Linked DNA regions of Homo sapiens: region 1 is linked to region 2. The links are chromatin contacts, found by Hi-C or POLR2A ChIA-PET in ENCODE. All regions are on one chromosome and are shown on one strand. The core of a region is the stretch at or near the end of the contact, and the rest is flanking DNA. Distances in the headings are between cores, read along the strand shown.

What was found. Hi-C counts contacts between places; a loop is a spot of excess contacts on that map. ChIA-PET counts read pairs that join two places held with the same protein, here RNA polymerase II (POLR2A). Pooled maps may share reads with other maps.
Region 1: a pooled map shows a loop between it and region 2 (18-fold over the local background). The contact joins the promoter of GTF2I here to the promoter of TBL2 in region 2. A Hi-C loop is called at or near these places in 2 of 37 single-sample maps with no recorded cell type and 10 of 50 pooled maps. POLR2A ChIA-PET finds 5 or more read pairs at or near these places in 1 of 52 experiments (CD8-positive, alpha-beta memory T cell).

Annotation. Positions count from the first base shown.
Region 1 is chr7:74,652,831-74,659,281 of GRCh38, forward strand. It overlaps GTF2I (general transcription factor IIi), which reads left to right and starts at 4,888. Exons shown (of 35, transcript NM_032999.4): 1 at 4,888-5,238. RefSeq lists silencers at 4,438-4,597, 4,968-5,147, 5,168-5,457, 5,528-6,047 and enhancers at 4,678-4,797, 4,818-4,867.
Region 2 is chr7:73,576,335-73,582,707 of GRCh38, forward strand. It overlaps TBL2 (transducin beta like 2), which reads right to left and starts at 2,245. Exons shown (of 7, transcript NM_012453.4): 1 at 2,086-2,245. The coding sequence starts at 2,215. RefSeq lists a silencer at 1,857-2,496 and an enhancer at 2,827-2,896.

The DNA.
Region 1 (6,451 bases), core at 3,638-6,137, 1.1 Mb after region 2:
AAATTAGCCGGGTGTGGTGGTGTGCACCTATAATCCCGGCTACTCAAGGGCCTGGGGCAGGAGAATCGCTTGAACCTGGGAGGTGGAGGTTGCAGTGAGCTGAGCTTGTGCCACTGCACTCCAACCTGTGTGACAGAGTGAGACTCCATCAAAAATAATAATAATAATAATAAATAAATATAATATAATATATGAGAGACGGTGGGTGCAGGTGCTCTCGCCTGTAATCATAGCACTTTGGAAGGCTGAGGCAGGAGGATTGCTTGAAGCCAGGAGTTTGGAACCAGCCCGGTCAACATAGCAAGACTCCATCTCTACCAAAAAAAAAATGATATAACAGAGTCACCAAAAGAGTATTCAGTTTGGATTCAAAAAAACATCTTTAAAAAGAGCATATGATCCCAACAACAGAGATCTCAACAAAGTGGCATAACCACCGTTCTGTCACCGTGGGCTTTCAGGGGTTCCTATGCAGGGTCCCATGATCACGTGCTATTTCTTTTTTCTTTTCTTTTCTTTTTTGTTTTGAGATGGAGTCTCGCTCTGTCTCCCAGGTTGGAGTGCAGTGGCGCGATATCGGCTCACTACAACCTCCGCCTCCCGGGTTCAAGCAGTTCTCTGCCTCAGCCTCCCGAGTAGCTGGCATTACAGGCGCCTGCCACCACGCCCGGCTAATTTTTTGTATTTTTAGTAGAGACAGGTTTCACCATCTTGAGACGGAGTCTCGCTCTTTTGCCCAGACTGGAGTGCAATGGCGCGATCTCAGCTCACTGCAACCTCTGCCTCCCCGGTTCAAGCGATTCTACTGCCTCAGCCTCCCGAGTAGCTGGGATTACAGGCACATGCCACCATGCTCGGCTAATTTTTTTTGTATTTTTAGTATCGATGGGGTTTCACCATGTTGGCCAGGCTGGTCTCAAACTCCTGACCTCGTGATCCTCCCACTTCGGCCTCCCAAACTGCTGGGATTACAGGCATGAGCCACCGCGCCAATCACATGCTATTTCAAAGCAGTCAACGAAGCTCTAAGCCCAGAGTCTAAGCGAAGATGCATCTGAGTTGGTGGAAGTGCTCACGTGGGGTCCAGATCCATCTCTAGCTTGGCCAAGGCCCATTTGACCTGGCTTTGTTTCCCACCAAACAGAAGAATGGAAAAGTCACATCATATGGACGCTTATCTGAAGACTAAGCTAAACATTAACAAAAAGAGAGGGGGAAATAATTGAAATAACATGGATGGTTCTGCCAGCTGTTGGACTCTGTACTTATGTCCTGACTGACCATGAGCTGAGAGCCGCAAATCTGCTCTTGCTGAAGCCCCAATCCAGTCTGCATCTCTTGGTATATGCATCCTGTGATTCTAGTATTTTTTTTTTTTTTTTTGAGACGGAGTTTCGCTCTTGTTGTCCATGCTGGAGTGCAATGGCATGATCTCGGCTCACAACAACCTTTCCCTCCCAGGTTCAAGCGATTCTCCTGCCTCAGCCTCCTGAGTAGCTGGGATTACAGGCATGCGCCACCACGCCCGGCTAATTTTATATTTTTAGAAGAGATGTGGTTTCTCCATGTTGCTGAGGCTGGTCTCGAACTCCTAACCTCAGGTGATCTGCCTGCCTCGGCCTTCTAAAGTGCTGGGATTACAGGCATGAGCCACTGTGCCCAGCCCGATTCTAGTCTTTAAAGGAGGATTTCCTGGCTGGGTGCAGTGGTTTACGCCTGTAATCTCAGCACCTTGGGGGGCTGAGGCAGGCAGATCACTTGAGGTCAGGAATTTGAGACCAGACAGACCAACATGGTGAAACCCTGTCTCTACTAAAAATCCAAAAATTAGCCGGGCATGGTGGTGCATACCTGTAATCCCAGCTACTCGGGAGGCTGAGGCAGCAGAATCGCTTGAGCCCAGGAGTTGGAGGTTGCAGTGAGCCAAGATCGCACCATGCACTCCAGCCTGGGCACCGGAGTAAGACCCCGTCCCCTCCCAAAAAAATCAATAAATAAAATAAAGGAGGACTTCCTACTACATCATTTTTAGACACAAATCAACTATTATTTTTCTTCTGTTGCCCAATCCCCAAAACAGTAATCTGATCCTACATTTGAAAAAAAACCTGGGCCCAGTGCAGTGCCTCATGCCTGTAATCGCAGCACTTTGGAGGCCACGGCAGGAGGCTTATTTGAGCCCAAGAAGTCAAGACCAGCCTGGGCAACATAGTGAGACCCGTCTCTACAAAAAACGAAATTAGCTGGGTGTGGTGGCACATACATGTTGTCCCAGGCATTTGGGAGGCTAAGGTGGGAGGATGGCTTGAATCTGGAGTTGGAGGCTGCAGTGAGCTGTGATCGAACCACTGCAGTGCAGCCTGGGTGATACAGTAAGACCCTGTCTCAAAAACAGGAAAAAAAAAAAGTAAAACAAAACCCCAGCTTTGCAGAGAGATAGTATCCAAAGTGATTTATAACAATGGCCACAATTAATGTAGTATCTATGCCACTAAGATGAAGGAGAAATTGGTTGACAAGTGTTCCAACAAGCCGCAGTGAGCCAGACCTTAATGAAGACAGAACACGCAAGATCTTTATGACTGTAACACATGAATTTGAGGGTTACAAACCTTAATGGCAAAATGCTCAGAAAAACGCTTTGTCTGCATACACATTGCCTCAACAGAGACAGCTTTCTGACTAGAGGTAATTCAAAACCAGCTCATGTTGACCTAACCGTTTTAGGAATTGCTTCAGTCTCAAAGAAGTTGGAGTTGTTTATGAAGAGGCAGCAAAATTCCACTGTGGGCCCGGTGCGGTGCTCACGCCTGTAATCTCAGCACTTTGGGAGGCTGAGGAAGGCAGATCACTTGAGGTCAGGAGTTCGAGAACAGTCTGGGCAACATGTTTAGTAGAAACCCGTCTCTACTAAAAATACAAAAATTAGCTGGGCGTGGTAGTGCACGCCTATAATCCTAGCTACTCAGGAAGCTGAGGCAGGAGAATCACTTGAACCCGGGAGGTAGACGTTGCCGTGAGCCGAGATCGCGCCACTGCACTCCAGCGTGGGTGACGGAGCGAGGCTCGGTCTCAAAAAAAAAATTCCACTGTGAACCACTAAACAAATTCATAGAAGAAAGGAACTACCTTCCAAACGTTTTCACGATGATAAGAGTCATCTTGGCTAAATAAACTTCTGCCTTGCTAACTCACTTTGTAACATCCCCCCAAATTCTACTCCACGACTCCACTATACCCAGGAAATCCTTTCCCTGACCCCTCCAGGTGGAGAAACCACTCTCTCAACAAAAGATACTCACTGAAGTCCACAGCAGCTGAAATCTGCATCTCGTAGGCTGGCTGCTCTTACTAGAGTGAGTTATAGGCTTCTCAAGAGTTAAATTTGTTCCTAAATATATGCCAGTGGCACGTGGTATTGGGAATAGAGAATTTAATTAAATATTACTAAATGTCAATGAAATACAAGTGCAAAAAGAAAGTTGCTCTTGTGCAAACTTAATGAATGACTTTCGAGACAATCGACAAAGGAGAGTCACAATCTTATTAGGCAAGGACCGAAGGGATCCTAGACATTGTCCGGGAAATCGCAAAAATTCAGGCTTCTGTAATCAGATTGCTTCTCCGGTGAGCTTTACGCTCTCCATGTATTTTTCAAAAAAAATCCAACATGAAAATTCTAGAGGAGGCTTTATTGGGTGCGGTCTGTGCAAGAGAGACGATGGGGAATGCCAATCGGAGAACCCAGATTGAAAGGAAAGGTTTTTGGAACCCACATCAAAAGACTGGCTGCTCGGAAAGTTTTCTCGCTAGCGACAAAGGCTTGGAGGCTGGAAAAAGCGTCGTGGTCGCCACCTACCGAGAAGCGGCGGGTGGGGGGAGGATGGCCGTCGTGGCCCGAATCCCCAGTGGGTGGTACTGGGTGGGGGGGCGGGCGGGAATCAAAAAACCACTCAATCTCGTGCTTTACATAAACATCTAAAAATCGTCGGCCTCGGGGTTGTAAAGTTTTGGAGTTTAACTTAGGTGAACAGTAATGTCTCTCCATTTTCAAAACCCACCGGCTAATTCAAGTTGAGAAGCAAAAAATAGTGGTAGGGGGAGGAGTTTGAGTTAAATCGCATCGCGGTTGACAGAACAAAACAGGAGCTACGAGTCAGGATTTCTGCTCCCACTCCCTTGCAAGTTTCCTTCCAAATCCTGAGGGAGAGATAGAGGCGGAGGGTCTGGGGGAGGAATTAAAACACAAGGTCTCCTCCCCTCTCGCCTGTCCGAACTTGGGGGCAACGGTCTCTTTGGAGGCCAGCTTGGAAAACACTAGAGAGGAGTTCTTTGTGTCCTGGAGGGTGGTGCAAGGCGGAAGGACTCCCCTTTTGCAGAGCAAGGAGGGCGACGGCCCAGCCCGGGGCTCCCCGGCTTTTGCAGCTTCCCTGCCTCGCAATTTGCAAGGAATGTGGGGTGCAAGAGCAAGTGGCGGACTTGGACGGCGGCTGGCGCTCGGTGGGGACGACGCCGGAGCCACCACCCGTCCAGATTTCCGTTTCTGCACCCCGGCTCCCCTCCCCCACCCGGGCGGCCGCGCAGGCCCCAGGTGCAGCCATGTTCTCGCTCCCACCACCCTCGCCTCCATTGACAGCCCTTGCTGGAGAGGGCCGGGCGCCGCGCTTGCCTCGTCCTCGGGTTCGGGGCTAGCCGGCGCGGTGCTTCCTGGGAGTTGTAGTCCACGACCGCCGCCGCCGCGTTGACGGGGAACGCATCCGAAACTACAACTCCCGCTGGGCGGCGCTGCGGATGCGCAGGCGCAACGCGCCTTCGAGGAACAAAAAAAAAAAAAAAAAAAAAAAAAAAGAAAAAAAAGAAAAAAAAAAGGAGGAGGAGGAGGAGGGTGAGAGAGAAGCTGGGAGAGCAGAGAAAAGGGGCCACCGGTCGCCCCCCCGCTTCCCCGCACGCGCTCTCCAGCCGCGGCCGCCCGCCTGCCGCGGTCACCCCGGCCTCTGCCTCTGTCCCCCAGTGATCGGATCAAGGCGCTGAGCGAGGCCCTGCCTGCGGGGCGGCCATGCGGCGGTGACAGGAGCGCGACCGACACGCACGGGCCCCTCGCCCCCTCTCGCCTCCCGTCCGCTCGCCAGCTCCCCTCAGCCGAGGCTGCTCCGCGGCGGCCGCAGCCCGCGCGCGGCCCACACTCGCCTCCCCTCGGCACCCCCGGCCCCGGAGCTGCCTGGAGGCGGCCGCACTCGGGTGAGTCCCTCTCGCCTCATCCCCGCGCCCCCCGCCCCCGCCTCGGGGGCCATTGCGAGCGGGGGCCTTTATTAGAGACTTTGCCCCGCCGGGGCCTGCAGGGACAGGGGCCTGGGAGCCGCGGCCCGCCGCGCGCGGTGTGGGGCCTTGGGGGGCGCCCGTGCCGCCTCCCCCTACCCCCACCCCCACCGCCTCGCCGGGTCTCGAGCCCCGCCGGCCTTGGCAGTGGCCGAAACGAGGCGATGGGGGTGGGGCGGCACGGACGCGGTCGCGGGGGACGACAGTGGCACGCGCGCGCCTCAGTGCGCGTGGGGGAGGGGCGCGCGCGCCGACCGGCGTGCGGTGGGGGGGCGCCTCGCGCGTGCGATCCCGCGCGCGAGCGAGCGAGCGGCCCTGCGGGCTGCGCATGCCCCGCCGCGCTGATTGGCCGGCTAGGCGGTGCGGGGGCGCGCGCGGTGCCAGGCCCGAGCCGTCGTGGGGTCGCGCTCGCCTGGTGTATCTGGGGCTCCTGCGCCGGGGCAGCAGACGCGCGGGATTGGCCAACCGGCGCGGGGGCGGGGCCGCGCGTTGCCTGGTAACTGCGGCGGGCGGGGGAGCGGGAGCGCTGTCCCCCGCCCCGCCCCGCTCCCAGGTGGAGTCCGCAGTGGGCTTTGTCCCGGGCCGGCCCGGCGCGCCTGCCCCGCGGGGCCTGTTCTTTGGGGGAAATAAACACAATGACCGGAAGGAAAACTTCAGCTTTAGGCCATGAAAATTAAGCCGTCTGGGTTCAGCCAGCACCCAGACGACGGGAGTGCAGAGGAAGAAGGAAAATGAAATGGAAAAAGCTGTCTCCTTCCCGCTCCCCGACTTCTCCACTTTTTCTTAATCCAGCTTTTGCTTTTTCGTGTAGCGAATTTTGTCCTCCCTAGGTTATGGATTTGCGCTGATTTGCGGCTGGGGATGTTCACAGGTGGGGTGCTGTTGGAGTAGTGTCCACTCTTGGCGATGCGCAGCTCTTGCTGACTACTGACCTCCTTTTTTTAAAAAAAATTATTTGTGGAGATGCGTTCTCACTTTGTTGCCCAGGCTGGTCTTGAACTCCTAGGCTCAAGCGATCCTCCCACCTTGGCCCCCCATAGTGCTGGGATTACAGGTGTGAGCCATCGCTTTCGGCTTAATTTTCTTTTTTTTTTTTAGAAACAGGGTCTCTCTGTGTTGCCCTGGCTGAAGCGCA
Region 2 (6,373 bases), core at 995-3,494:
GCAGCTGGATCATCTTGATGCCCAGGAGTTCCACCAGTCTGGCCAACATGGTGAAACCCCGTCTCTACTAAAAATACAAAAATTAGCCGGGCGTGGTGGCAGGCGCCTGTAATCCCAGCTACTCAGGAGGCTGAGGCAGGAGAATCACTTGAACCCAGGAGGTAGAGGTTGCAGTAAGCCAAGATCGCACCACTGCACTCCAGTACCTGAAAGAACTCGGGGATGAGAAGTCAACATCTGTTGAGTCCTGTGCGGGGGAGTGGAGCCAGTCACTTTTGTAAAAGATACTTAATTGAGTCACAAAGCTGGCATGTGGTAAATGACTGCAGATGCTCCCCAATTCCAACAGGAAAAAAGCTCCTGGGCCCTGCAAACAAACACAGCCACAATCTGTCCTCTGCTTCCTTCTCTCCAGGCATGTCTAACAAGCCCCCCTCCTCACACTTAAGTCATACCAAATGCTGTTTGGGGACTCCTTGCCTTCTCGGGTATTGCCATTGGCAGGAATGTCTTTTTTCCTTGGCCTTCTGGCAAACTCTTCTTCTAGAACCATCCTTTGAGACCCCACACTACCTCATGTGCCCCCTATTCTCAGTAATGATTTCCCTAACAACCACCTCCCCCATAAAAGAACAGGACTCGGCCAGGCAGGGTGGCTCACGCCTGTAATCCCAGCACTTTGGGAGGCCGAGGCAGGTGGATCACAAGAGGTTAGGAGATTGAGACCATCCTGGCTAACACAGTGAAACCCCGTCTCTACTCAAAAAATACAAAAAATTAGCCGGGTGTGGTGTCGGACGCCTGTAGTCCCAGCTACTCAGGAGGCTGAGGCAGGAGAATGGCGTGAACCCAGAGGCGGAGCTTGCAGTGAGCCGAGATCCCGCCACTAGACTCCAGATTGGGCGACAGAGCAAAACTCCGTCCCCCTGCAAAAAAAAAAAAAAAAAAAATGCAGGGCTGGCCGGGCACAGTGGTTCACGCCTGTAATCTCAGCACTTTTGGAGGCCAGGACGAGTGGATCACCTGAGATCAGGCGTTCGAGACCAGCCTGACCAACGTGGCGAAACCCCGTCTACTAAATATACAAAAATTAGCCAGGCGTGGTGGTGTGTGCCTGTAGTCCCAGCTACTCGGGAGGCAGAGGCAGAAGAATCGCTTGAACCTGGCAGGCGGAAGTTGCAACGAGCCAAGATTGTGCCACTGCACTCCAGCCTGGGCAAGAAGAGCGAAACTCTGTCTGAAAAATAAATAAAAAGAGCAGGGCTGCCCACTGACTCTCTGGTGTTTCCCATTTCTAGTACTAACCTCTTCTATGAAACTTTTCAGAGACAGGCTCTTGCCGTCACCCAGGCTGAAGTACAGTGGCGCGATCTATCACAACTCACTGCAGCCTTGAATTCCTGGACTCACGACACCCTCCTGCCTCGGCCTCCCATGGAGCTGGGACTACAGGGGCGTGCACAACCACACCCAGCTAATTTTGCGTAGAGATGGGGTCTTGCTATGTTGCTCAGGCTGGTCCCAAACTCCTGGGCTCAAGCGATCTCCCTGCCTCGGCCTCCCAAAGTGCTGGGAATACAGGCGTGAGCCACTTCGCCTGGCCTCAGTGAAACTTATTTCACCGTGTTTTTCACTTACATATTTAGGTGTTCATAATACAGATGTACTTCTCCTTTACTGGACTCCTTACAGAAAAAGACCCCAAAGCCTATCACAGGGTCATAGATGCCCAGTAAATGCTGCTGCACATCACAGAATTGGTGCTTTTTCCGAGATCGCGGCCACGGAGCAGGCTGAAGAGTTTACGGTGCTCTCCTGGCCACCCCGGGGACGGCCTGGCCTCGGCCACAGAGAAAGCCGCAGTAAGGGGCCCAGGTTGGAGCCAGTCCCGCCCCAGGAGGTGCGCCTAACCCGGCAAGGCGGGTCCCCGTCTCTGGAAGCGAAGCTCACGTTACCAGAGGAGAAACTGAGGCCCATGGAGTCGCCGGGCCCCACCAGCCGCGGGCCCAAACCGCAGGTCGGACCACGAGGAGGCCGGGAGCCGGGACACCGCGGGCCGCCCCCACCCGACCCGGCCCCACTTACAGGCGGGCCGGCCGCTCCTCTCCTCCCCCGCGCGCAGCCACCCCCGCGCTACCGCCGCCGTCGCCATCAGGGCCAGCAGCCCAAGCAACACCGACAGCCCCATGAGCTCCGACATCTGCGAGAGCTCCATGTTGGTGGAACCACTGCCACCTCAGCTAGTGAGTACGCGGGCGCCCGCACGGCTCTGCCGGGCCGCGCACGCACGCGGGGGCGCGGCCTGGCCGTTGGGGAGCCTCAAGCGGCTGGGCCTGGCCGTTAGAGCGCCTGGGGGCGGAGCCTGGTTGTTACAACGCCTTCAGGGCGGGGCCTGGCCGTTAAAGCACCTCAAGGGGTGGGGCCCGGCTGTTGTGGCGCTCGAGGGGCGGGGCCTGGAGTTAGAGCATCTCCACCCGCCGAGCCTAGTTATTAGAGCGCCTCGAGAGGCAGAGTCTGGAGTTAGCGCGTCTCGAGGGGCGGGGCTGGGTTGTTAGAGCGTCTCGAGGGGCAGAACCCGGAGGTAGAGTGTCTCGAGGGGCGGGGCCTGGAAGTAGAACATCTCGAGGGGCAGGGCTCGACCCTTGGTGCGTTTCGAGGGGCGGGTCGCCTGGCGGTTGAGATTGCAGGGCTGCGGAGGGCGGAGGAAGGCGGGATTTGCGATCACTGCTCACGCCTCCTCCTGAAGAACTCACTGATAATTGTTTATTAAAGGCATTATTCCAGCCATCACCACACTGGATCCTTTCAAGGAAGCGGGGCGGGGATTATTATTACCATTTAACGGATAGGAAACTCAGCATCAGCGAAAGTTCAGATGGGCTTTTAAGGAAGAGTAGGCCAGGCGCGTGGAGTGGAACAGCCTCCGCAAAGACCTGAGAAGCTGGGATGTGGGAAATGGCTAGAGGGGCGGAAAGGTCTGGGGGACGTTGAGCGCTGGCTCCATCCAACAAGCTGCTCATTACAGGGAGAGGTGGGGCAAAAGCTGTGTCTGAGGATTCCCTGGATGGACCTTTGTGTGAAAAGACCAAAATCAGAAAACCGGCAGTGGCTTCAAGGATCCGAGAGGGAGGTGACGAGGGCCTGGATTTGGGGCTGGCCTGGCAAGTCGAAAGTTAAAAGGGAGAATTTTTAATAGAAAACTTATTTTATTTATTTATTTATGTATTTACTTTTGAGACGGTTGCCCAGGTTGGAGTGCAGTGACGCGTCTCGGCTCACTGCAACCTCCGTCTCCCGGGTGCAAGAGATTCTCCTGCCTCAGCCTCCAGAGTAGCTGGGATTACAGGCGCGTGCCACCATGCCCTGCTACTTTTTGTGTTTTTTATAGAGACGGGGGTTTTGCCATGTTGGCCAGGCTGGTCTCGAACTCCTGACCTCAGGTGATCCACCTGCTTCGGCCTCCCAAAGTGCTGGGATTACAGGCGTGAGCCACCATGCCGAGCTGGGAGATTATTTTTATTTTTTATTTTTTGAGATGGAGTCTCGTTGCACTGTCGCCCAGGCTGGAGTGCAATGGCGCCATCTCTGCTCACTGCAACCTCTGCCTCCCGGGTTCAAGCGATTCGCTTGCCTCAGCCTCCCGAGTAGCTGGGATTACGGGTGCCCGCTAGCATGCCCCGCTAATTTTTTGTATTTTTTAGTAGAGACGGGGTTTCGCTATATTGGTCAGGCTGGTCTTGAACTCCTGACCTCGTGATCCGCCCGCCTCAGCCTCTCAAAGTGCTGGGATTACAGGTGTGAGCCACCGCGACTGGCCCAGACCAGGAAATTTTTTCATAGAAAACTTATTTTTTTTTTTGAGACAGAGTCTTGCTCTATTGCCCAGGTTGGAGCGCAGTGGCGCGATCTCGGCTCACTGCAACCTCCGCCTCCTGGGTTTATGCCATTCTCCTGCCTCAGCCTCCCGAGTAGCTGGGATTACAGGCGCCCGCCACCACGCCCGGCTAATTTTTTAAAAATATTTTTAGTAGAGACGGGATTTCACCGTGTTAGCCAGGATGGTCTCGATCTCCTGACCTCATGATCTGCCCGCCTCGGCCTCCCAAAGTGCTTGGGGGATTACAGGCTTGAGCCACCGCGCCCGGCCAGAAAACTTCTTTTAAGGCCGGGTGCGGTGGCCCATGCCTGTAATCCCAGCACTTTGGGAGGCCGAGGCGGGAGGATCACCTGAGGTCAGGACTTCGAGACCAGCCTGGCCAACATGGTGAAACCCCGTCTCTGGCCAACATGGCGAAACCCCGTCTCTACCAAAAGTACAAAAATTAGCTGGGCGTGGTGTCCCACGCCTCTAATCCCAGCTACTCGGGAGGCTGAGGCAGGAGAATCACTTGAACCTGGGAGGCAGAGGTTGCAGTGAGCCAAGATTGCTCCACTGCACTCCGGCTTGGGTGATAAGAGTGAGACTCCATCTCAAAAATAAATATAAAATAAATAAAAAAAGAAAGAAAGAAGAAAACTTCTTTTAAAATAATTACAGCCGCCAGGCACAGTGGCTAAAGCCTGTGATCCCCAACACTTTGGGAGGCCAAGGTGGGAAGATTGCTTGAGCCTAGCAGTTCAAGACCAGTCTGGGCAACATAGCAAGACCCCATCTCTATAAAATAAATAAATAGGCTGGGTGTGATTGCTCACACCTGTAATCCCACCACTTTGGGAGGCCCAGATTTTAGCCCAGGAGCTTGAGCCCAGCCTGAGCAACATAGTGAAACCCCGTCTCTACCAAAAACTACAAAAATTAGACGAGCGTGGTGGCACATGCCTGTGGTCCCAGCTACTTGGGAGGCTGAGGCAGAAGGATCACTTGGACCCGGGAGGTGGTTTTGCAGTGAGCCGTGATTGCATCACTGCACTGCAGCCTGGGTGAGGGTGAGACTCCGTTTCAAAAAAAAAAAAAAAAAAGTTAAGGCTGGGCACGGTGGCTCATGCCTGTAATCCTAGCACTTTGGGAGGCTGAGGCAGGCGGACCACCTGAGGTCAGGAGTTCGAGACCAGCCTGGCTAACATGGTGAAACCCTGTCTCTACTAAAAATACAAAAATTAGCCTGGCATAGTGGTGCGCACCTGTAATCCTAGCTACTCAGGAGGCTGAGGCAGGAGAATCGCTTGAACCTGGGAGGCGGAGGTTGCAGTGAGCCAAGATTGTGCCACTGCATTCCAGCTGGGGCGACAGAGTGAGATTCCGTCTCAAAAAAAAAAAAATTAGCCAGACATGGTGACATGTGCCTATAGCCCCAGCTAACTGGCAGGCTGAGGTGGCAGAATCACCTGAGTCCGGGAGGTCGAGGCTGTAGTGAGCTGTGATCGTGCCACTGCACTGCAGCCTGAGCAACAGAGTAAGACCCTGTCTCAAAAAAAAAAAAAAAAAAAAAAAAAGATATAAAGATGCACAGTGGTTTGAAAAAGTGAACAGGGAGGTCTCATGGACTCTTCCTCTCAGTTTCCTCCAGTAGTAACATCTTGCATAACTGCAGTGTAATATCAAAACCAGGAACTTGACATTGATGCTATCTACAGAACTTATTCAAATTCCACCAACAAGGAGACAATCTGAAAGACTTATTGGTAGAATTTGGGTTGAACAGTCATGCTCCGTGGGTGTCCCAGTCCCAAAGCCCAGAGTGAGTCGAAGTACCAGAGTTGGAGATTCCTGCTGCAAACATTTCCATCCCCACCCAGGAGCCTGCCTTCCTGACAGTCCAGGCCCTTCGGCAATAAAGGACCCTCTGAGAACAGTGGCCGCTGCAGAGGCTAGATGACAGACAGACACACCCACAATCTTGGGGGAGGAAATGGATCCAGTCAGAGAGCAAATGGAGCAGCCTCATTTCCTTCCCTTTTGTCCTTTGCGGGAAACTGGCATTGACTCAGCTGTGGGCAGTGGGGTAGGGAGGGGTGCGAGGGGGTGTCTAGAGCATCCTGAGGCTTGTCCTCCCTATCTTGCTACTTAGGACTGTGGGCCCAGCCATAAGCCACTTTCTTCACACCATCTACAGACAAGCTACACTTTTCAAAGTATTTATTTATTTATTTATTTTGAGACAGAGTCTCACTGTGTTGCCCAGGCTGGAATGCAATGGCATGATCTCGGCTCACTGCAACTTCCGCCTCCCGGGCTCAAGTGATCCTTCTGCCTCAATCGATCATCCTGCCTCAGCTCCCAAGTAGCTAGGACTACAGGCATGCACCATCACACCCAGCTAATTTTTGTGTGTGTGTTTTGTAGAGACAAGGTTTCACCATGTTACTCAGGCTGGTCTCGAACTCCTGAACTCAAGTGATCCTCCCGCCTCAACCTCCCAAAGTGCTGGGATTA